3 separate regions of the Homo sapiens genome follow, and regions 2 and 3 are each linked to region 1. Evidence: chromatin contacts called from ENCODE Hi-C or POLR2A ChIA-PET data. All regions are on one chromosome and are shown on one strand. Each heading gives the region's core, a stretch centred on a gene start or an enhancer-like site at or near the end of the contact. The rest is flanking DNA. Distances are from core to core; before and after follow the strand shown.

Region 1 (2,700 bases), core at 71-2,570:
TGGGGGTCATGATAGCACTTCCCTCCTAGACTGTGAAGATGAAATGTGGTAGTACATGTGAAGTATTTTGAGCAATGTTCAAGCATGCCTTTGATAAATGTGAGCTATTAGTATTCAGGACGGTCATGTAAATAATTCAGTGTCCAAATGTGGGCCCTTTAATCTGGGACAAAGGCTGAACTATATAGAACTCTAGACAACTGGCAGATTGACTGTCCTGGGGAAAAGGGAACACGTAGCCATCCCATTCATATTACATAATGTCAAGGTCACACACTGCACAGACAGACTGACTTACCAAAATTAACAAAATTTGTGTATCACTGGGTACTAGAGTGTATAAGAGATCAGATGGAATAAGAAAGCCTTAATTAAAAAATCATGAATTATAATTTAAAGCATTTAAGATAGACGTACCACTTACATGTTAATCACTCATTTTGCTGAACTTAGAACATTCCTTTTCAGGCTGGGCGAGGTGGCTCACACCTGTAATCCCAGCACTCTGGGAGGCCGAGGCGGGTGGATCACGAGGTCAAGAGATCGAGACCATCCTGGTCAACATGGTGAAACCTTGTCTCTACTAAAAATACAAAAATTAGCTGGGCGTGATGGCATGTGCCTGTAATCCCAGCTACTTTGGAGGCTGAGGCAGGAGAATCGCTTGAACCCGGGAGGCGGAGCTTGCAGTGAGCCAAGATCGCGCCACTGCACTCCAGCCTGGCAACAGAGTGAGACTCCGTCTCAAAAAAAAAAAAAAAAAAAAGAACATTCCTTCTCAGCATTATCCCAAATATATTGTAAAGTTTAGTTTAAATTATTTTTACAGTGTTTTCATCCTTCTTCATGGCCTCCTTCCCACAAATATCAGGAAAATGGGAACTGATGAGGAGAGTAACATTAAATAAAAAGGGAAGTACAAGTAATTTTATTGTTGTGCTCAGCACAGACGGACCCAATTACAGTCCTACAAGTACCTGGGTTGCTTCCCTCCTGACCTGGAGAACAGTCCCCTGGTACACTGTCATTGTGGAAACAGAGAAAACACATCTGTTAAAAATGAGCTTTAGTGGAAAAAATTCAGCTGGCATTCTCTTTTCCTCTCTGTCGTCCTTTTTTAATAGCACTCTTATGTAAGGTCGTTACTATATATAGTAGAGAACAGGGAGCTGTGATTTGACCTGTACAGAGGCAGTCAGATATGGGCCATTTCCTACCTTGGTGGGCCCAAAGGCAGCTGAACCTGCTGGACAGCAGGAGCGGCGGCACCTGGAACCCTTGCTCTTTGAGACCTCAGCACAGCTGCACGGCTGTTCTCTTCTTGCATCTTCAGCTTCCCACCTACAAAATCGGCACAGGGCCTACTTCTGATCTAACTCATTGGGGATGCCTGTGGAACCTCAGAGAACATCTGGGAAACATTTTTTTGGCTTTGTCAATACGTATTTTTCCTCTGTATATCCATCCAAGATTTATGCAAGAGCTAGAATTGTAACATTCCAGTCTAAGAAACCTAGACCGTCCTACCATCCCTGACCAGCTTGTCCAAGCAAGATAACTGCTTGTTTATTGTCTTTTTCTCCCACTACCAGTCTTTCTCAAGAGCAGAGTTCACATCTATTCTGTTCAACAATGTATTATCTTAGATACAGCATACCATCCATGAATGAATGAATGAATGAATGAATGAATGACTCCATGAGTAAACAGAGGCAGTAGTAGCAAACATTTACTGAACACTTACCAGGAGACTCTAGACAAATTTAATCTTTCGTACCTCTGTTTTCTCATCTATGTAATGGGGTAATAATAGAACCCACAGAGTAGGGCTGTTGCAGAGATTAAAAGAGAATAGTGCTTAGTTGTTACTGGAATCCTCTCTTCCTCTTTAGTCAGTGGCACCATCCCTGATCCTGTTTCACAAGTCAGAACCGCAGAAGTCAGAGCTGCCTGTCTCCATCCGTCTCATCTCAACCATCATGAGTCCTGCCTTTCCCTCTCCTACACTTCTCCCACACGCTGTTCTCTTCCATGCAGCCAGTTTCAAAAACCACATGGAATCCTGTGACTCTTGACTTCCCTGTCCCCAGTGACTTTCGCTTGCTCTTGGGATCAACTCCAAATTCCTTCACCTGGCCCACCAGGCCTGGTCGCCCCCTGTAGCCTCTTCTTTTCTCCCTCCCACCCCCATTCTCAGAGTCTCAGCCCTTCCCTTCAATGTGCGATTCCTCCTGACTGCACACCTGTCTCTGTCTCCCATTTAGCCTTCAGATGTCAGGTCAAACATCACTTCCTGAGGCTCTTTCCTCAGGCCTCCAAACCACACGAGGTCTTTCAGTTTCCTGCCCTCAGAGGTTGTGGCACATTTTTTTCGCAGCATCTGCCACACCAGCACTCCTTACATGTCTTTTATCTGGTCTCTAATAATTCCACGCACCCAGGCCCTTGAGGGTCTTTTCTAGCTTTGGTAAAATGCGAGCTGGGAGGGAGGATGCTGACAGAGGAGTGAGTAAAGGCTGGTCTAGAGGGCATCTGAGAGCTTCTGTGGACTTCTTCTAGAAGGACCATTGATCATCTGTAAAACAACCTGTATTTGACTTTTAAGGCCAAAATTTCTAAGGAAAAAAATGTCTGTACACACATGGGAAAAGCTAGTAATTATGCTGGCTAAAAGAAAAAGTTACTCTGTGAGATGCTCAT
Region 2 (2,700 bases), core at 9-2,508, 340 kb after region 1:
TCCATAGAGAAAGATACTGGAAATTGCCAGGCTACCATTTTCTTTGAAGATATTTGGAATATGAATTCCAAGCGTAGATTTTTAAAGGTGGCAATTCCACTATCTCCATTTCTGGAGGCTTTCAGTAAGCTATGCATAACTTCTAACTCCACAGTGACAGTGGCTAAGTCTTCTCATTAACAACTGCAGCATGGGATCAAGAATCATAAGAGCTGAGTTATACTCCAGTCTCCATGACTAATGAATGATTTTTGTATTACTAGGCACATCATTTCACAGTTTTTGATCCCAGTCTCCTTACATTTAAATGGTTTAAAACATACAGTTGATAAAATATTTTTAAAGGTATAAATACCTTTAAAATAAATAAATAATACCTTTAAAAATAAATAAATACCTTTAAAAATATAAGGCCTCCTTTTTATAATACCGGAGGTAATTTTGAACTAAAATTCTTCACAAATTTTTTACTAACTCACAAAGTCAAGAGTGGAGAGAACAGGGAAGGTGAGTGATGTCAGGGAACAGGTCTTTATGCTGTTTGGAAGGAGTATATGAGAATATGGGACATTTGAGCATAAGCAGAGAAAAAATGAATTCTGACTTGATTTCATTTAATGTAGTAATTCAAATTGTTAATATAATTTGCATATCATGTGAATACTACCTCAATTGTATATAACGTCCTTTTTTATGCATAGGGTTTTCTTCTATCAGCTCTTCTTTCTCTTGTTGAGATTTTGTTGGATATGCAATAATAAAGGAGGAAAACATATTTTCAGTCCTGTTTGTAGTCATAAGTGGTGTTCACACAGTGTGAGAGGGTGAAGTGACTGCATGTGAAGTACAAATGCCTTGCCTTGAAGTGACTGGCCTGGTTTTACCCTGTTGTTTCTGTTACTTCTTCCCTGAGTGGGGGCTTCTTTATCCACATTTGTAAGGTTCATCATGCCAGCTTTCAAAAGCAAACAATCTCTGTTGTTTAATCTAAGCTCCAGCCAGCTGCTTAGTAGCCCAGGCATGTTAACCTAGCAATTGGTTTCCCTAATCTGGACCCAGTTGAGTCACTAAGATTCTGCTCTGTTCTTTTGTCTTTCTGGAGCTATGGTCCTAACTTTCACTTGCTTAAACTCTTGCAAGGTAAAGGTTTCTCCCCCGTGTTCCAGCTCCTGTATCTTGATCCTACTGTCTGCTGCCATGTTTTCCTGTGACGCATTCCCTATAAGTCAGCCTGGACCTTTCCATTGGCCAACCGCCAAGCTTCTTGGCACCATACCTCACTTACCTCCCAGTACAGCTGCCAACTACCCAACACTGAGGAGCGTCTCTGCTCTCACCAACCAGTGTCTCTTGGGCTTCTGCTTATGGCTTGCTTTAGATTCTCCTGACATCTCCTTGCCTCTCCACACGTCTGTCAACTGCTTCTGTGACCTCAGGAAATGGCCTGCCAATCAATAGGTCTGCCTAAGCTCCAGGTCCTAGGTCCTCTGGACTGACACAGTCTGAGTCAGGTTCTAAAATGCCCCATTGCAGGAAATCTTTAATAAAGGTTTTCTTCCTGATAGAAAATTTCCTTCAAAGATTTTCTCTTATGACTGTCATATGTCTCATGTGGTCAAAAGAGCTCAATGTTCTTAGGCGTCTGGTGCACTTACAAATACATGACAAGGAGGATCAAGATCTTTGGAACAGAAATTTAAAAAATCCAATGAGCATCTATGCTCTCCCTCTCAAACAAAAACAGCCTCCAAACCCAAAAAACTCTATAGGATACAAACATGACCAGCTAACTTTCAACAATGGAACATTTTATGAGACTTAATTATTCTAGAAGGGCATAATTTGTCAAGTTTGGACTTTCATAGACTGCAGAATAAGAGAAAACTAGTTAATAATACTGCAGATACTAACTAAATTAAATTTTAGTTCTGCTACCCCCAAAGAGGCAGAAGTGTGAATTTGATGACCCCTAGAATCACCAAATGGTTAAGTGAATTTTAATACAGTAATTATGGTCTGTTCACCTGAATTAATCCTTCAATGCTAAATGGACTGCTTTCTGTCATTTTTTAAAGGTTGTAGTATACTTCAAGGGTTATTTTGGAAGTAAATGTAGGTGGAACCATATGTAGTTTGAAAACCTGTGGAACTGTTTTGAGTGACATGAGAATGAATGTCTAATGAAAATTATTTATTTGCAAGATTGATAGGTTAAAAAATCTAAATAGAATCTGAAACATTCATTTCTGTCAAAGGTAAAATGTAAGAAACAAATTCTTCATGTATATAAATCTGTATAAATAATCTACATAAATAACATATAAATGCAGAATTTAGAACGACATATTTAATTAAATGAACACATGAAAAAGTTTTTTACTGCCCCCTGCTGTCAGTTTCTTAAAGAATTATAGTAAAATTACTGTAAAGCTGACTCAAAGTGAATTAGTTGAACAAATTGGTCGGGGGAAAAAAATCGCCCACCTGTAATCACACCACTTTTCAGCCAGTAATGCTAATTTTTACTTCATGTGTGTGCACAATGAGGTCAGATTAAGAAACCAACACTAGCAAAGCTTGTGTTAGTGAGCAAAGGATCAGAGATACAGGGAAGTTTGTGATCTGTGAAATGCTATTAGTAAGAAAGTACCAGTGTTTCAATTCAATCTTTAGCCAGTGATGTCTACTTTACCATTTTTT
Region 3 (2,700 bases), core at 48-2,547, 440 kb before region 1:
GCATGGTTTCTGAGAAGTCACATATAATTCTTATCTTTGCTCCTTTATAGGCAAAGTTTTTTCTCTCTGGCTTCTTTTAGGATATTTTTTCTTTACCTCTGATTTTCTAGTCTAAAAATGATATGCCTAGGTAGAGTTTTCTTTTGGAATTTATCTTGTTTTGTGTTCCCTGAGCTTTTTCAATCTATGGTTTGGTGACTGAAGACAATTTGGGGGAAATTCTCAATCATTGCTATTCAAATATTTCTTCTGTTCCTTTCTCTCATTCTTTTCCTTCTGGTGTTTCCATTTGTGTATGTCCCACTCTTTTCGGATATTCTGTTCTGGTTTTTTGTTTTTTTTTTCAGTCTTCTTTTTCTGTTTGCTCTTTAGTCTGGGAGGTTTCTACTGAGGTATCTTCAAGTTTACAGATTCTTTTTCGGCTGTGTGCAGTCTGCTAATAAGCCATCAGACACATTCTTCATTCTGATTACACTGCTTTTGAGCTCTAGCATTTATTTTTGGTTCTTTCTTGGGATTTCCATCCCTCTGCTTACATTGCCCATCTGTTCTTGCATGCTGTCTACTTTATCCATTACAGCCCTAAGCATGTTAATAATAGTTGTTTTAAATTTCCAGCCTAATAATTCCACCATCCCTGACATATTTTAGGCTGGTTCTCAGGCTTTCTCTGTCTCTTCAAACTACATTTTTGCCTTTCAATATGTCTTGTAATTTTTTCTTGATAGCTGGACATGAGGCACTGGTTAAAAGGAACTGCTGTCGATTAGCCTTTAGTAATGTGGTGGTATGGTGTTGGGGTGGGGAAGTGTTCTATAATTTCACAATTAGGTATCTGTTCTTTAGGCAGCCTGTGCCTCTGGACTGTGAACTTCACAGATGTGTCTCAGTTCCCACCCTGCACAGGTGGACTGAATGGCTAGAGTGGGTTGGAGTTGGGCATTTATTTTCCCTGGGTCAGTTAGGGTCTGATGAAACCCCAGCAGGTTAGGCTCTGGTTAAATAGTTTCTCCTGAGGGCAGGCATTGTTAAGAACACAGTTTTCTGGCGTATTTCAAAATGGTTCCTTTTCTCCTCCCCATGCCAGAAGGAGAGGATTCGTCTCCAATATTCACTGCGAGGAACTGTTTGAGCTCCTGGAGGGGGACTCAGTCCCCTGGAATATTTATTAATATCTCTCAAACTTGTCCACACTGAGCCTCCAGCAATTCATCAGTTGCAATTCAGGTTTCCCTTCCCCAACACAGGTTCCTGAGAGGTTTCAGCTTGTGGGTTTCCGCTCAGTTGCTCCATTATGGGGGCAGCGGTTTGCCCTGTGACTTCACTTCTCTTATGGATCTAAGAATAGAATTGTTGATTTTTCAGTTTGTTCTGCATTTTATTTGTGGTGGGAAACAGTAGCAACTTCTTATAAGCTAGACTGGAACCACAAGCCTATTTTTTAGTTTGGTTTTCTTTAGGTAGAATGAATGGAGGCAGGACAAAAGTGGGAATCCAAGTTTTGAAATGAGTTATTTTGAGACCTCAGGTGTCTGAATTTGAGCAGAGTGTATCGCATTCATTGGCCTTTTACATATATCCTATATCGTTATTCAGAGATTGGTTTGATTTCAACTTGGCCCTGGGGATATGAACCTAAATACGGTACATTTTGAGTGGGATCCCTGATGTGATCGGCCCTGAATGATCCTATCACATCTCAAATAAAAGTTGACTGGAAGGACTCAGATTGCCTCTCTTTGATCCCATCCTTAGGTTCTTCCGTTCCCTCCCGTGCGCTGTTTCGTCTGCGGCCCCCTCCCTTCTGGAGTTCTGTGCGTGTGCTCCGGTTGACCTGGCTCCTCTCCAGGCCTGCTGCACCGCTCATACTCGGGAACGGCCCCGCACTGTGCTCCCTGCCGGGATTGACTTTTTCTTAGTGCTCACATTTTCTTCTTTCTTGTTTTACTCTCTTGTTTGCTTGAGGACATCTTCACATTACCTATTCATAAAAATACTCGAGAAAGAGGATTTCTGAGGGTTTTCAGGTCTGGAAATATTTTTGCCCGTCTTCCTACTTAAATGATAGGTTAGCTGGCTCTAAGAATCATTTTCCTCACATATTCTACCACAGCTACCTAACGTGCACCTCTGTGTCTCCTTTTCCTCTCCCAGCTCCATGTAACTGTAACTCCTTCTCAAATGGAGCCTAGGAGGCAGAAGGAAGGGCATGCAGGGTTTTAGGTGCTGTGGGGATTCAATACAGAGAGGGCCTGTACTGGACCTGGGCCGGAGCATCCTTCAGGCCAGAGAGAGCTTGGGGCCTGAGAGGTACCTTGAGGCAAGGGTCAGAGCTCTGAGGTTACTGAAGAGAGCTTGGCCCATGGGATCCATAGACAAGAGAAAAGACAAGAAGGAGAACAACCCAGCTGATCAGTGCAGACCAATTTTTTTTTCTTTTTTTTGAGACAGTCTCTTTCTGTTGCCCAGGCTGGAGTTCAGTGGTGTGATCTCGGGCTCACTGATCCTCCGCCTCCAGGGTTCAAGTGATTCTCACGCCTCAGCCTCCCAAGTAGCTGGGGTTACAGGCAACTGCCACCACGCCCGGCTAATTTTTGTATTTTTAGTAGAGACGGGGGTTTTACAATGTTGGCCAAGATGGTCTTGAATTCCTGACCTCAAGTGATCCGCCCACCTCAGTCTCTCAAATTGCTGGGATTA

What was found. Hi-C counts contacts between places; a loop is a spot of excess contacts on that map. ChIA-PET counts read pairs that join two places held with the same protein, here RNA polymerase II (POLR2A). Pooled maps may share reads with other maps.
Region 2: a pooled map shows a loop between it and region 1 (2.1-fold over the local background). The contact joins two enhancer-like sites. A Hi-C loop is called at or near these places in 1 of 168 maps with a recorded cell type or tissue (IMR-90) and 7 of 50 pooled maps. POLR2A ChIA-PET finds 5 or more read pairs at or near these places in 4 of 52 experiments (BJ, RWPE1, activated CD4-positive, alpha-beta T cell and 1 more).
Region 3: a loop to region 1 is called in a map with no recorded cell type, with 10 times the contacts of the local background. The contact joins two enhancer-like sites. A Hi-C loop is called at or near these places in 4 of 37 single-sample maps with no recorded cell type and 4 of 50 pooled maps.

What each region holds. Positions count from the first base shown.
Region 1 is chr4:168,853,156-168,855,855 of GRCh38, reverse strand. The region is part of intron 10 of PALLD (palladin, cytoskeletal associated protein); the gene reads right to left. LOC102723331 (a long non-coding RNA gene) reads left to right here. Exons shown (of 2, transcript XR_007058358.1): 2 at 1-2,700. Among named protein-coding and RNA genes, the nearest start is that of CBR4, 160 kb to the left of the region's middle. Within about 2 kb of position 1,320, at least 11 of the 41 ENCODE cell types and tissues checked have a DNase peak (open chromatin) inside an H3K27ac peak, as active enhancers do.
Region 2 is chr4:168,514,156-168,516,855 of GRCh38, reverse strand. The region is part of intron 2 of PALLD (palladin, cytoskeletal associated protein); the gene reads right to left. All of the region lies in intron 1 of LOC107986198 (a long non-coding RNA gene), which reads left to right. Among named protein-coding and RNA genes, the nearest start is that of PALLD, 18 kb to the right of the region's middle. Within about 2 kb of position 1,258, at least 5 of the 41 ENCODE cell types and tissues checked have a DNase peak (open chromatin) inside an H3K27ac peak, as active enhancers do.
Region 3 is chr4:169,292,133-169,294,832 of GRCh38, reverse strand. All of the region lies in intron 2 of LOC105377529 (a long non-coding RNA gene), which reads left to right. Among named protein-coding and RNA genes, the nearest start is that of SH3RF1, 23 kb to the right of the region's middle. RefSeq lists enhancers at 1,305-1,424, 1,435-1,504. Within about 2 kb of position 1,297, at least 3 of the 41 ENCODE cell types and tissues checked have a DNase peak (open chromatin) inside an H3K27ac peak, as active enhancers do.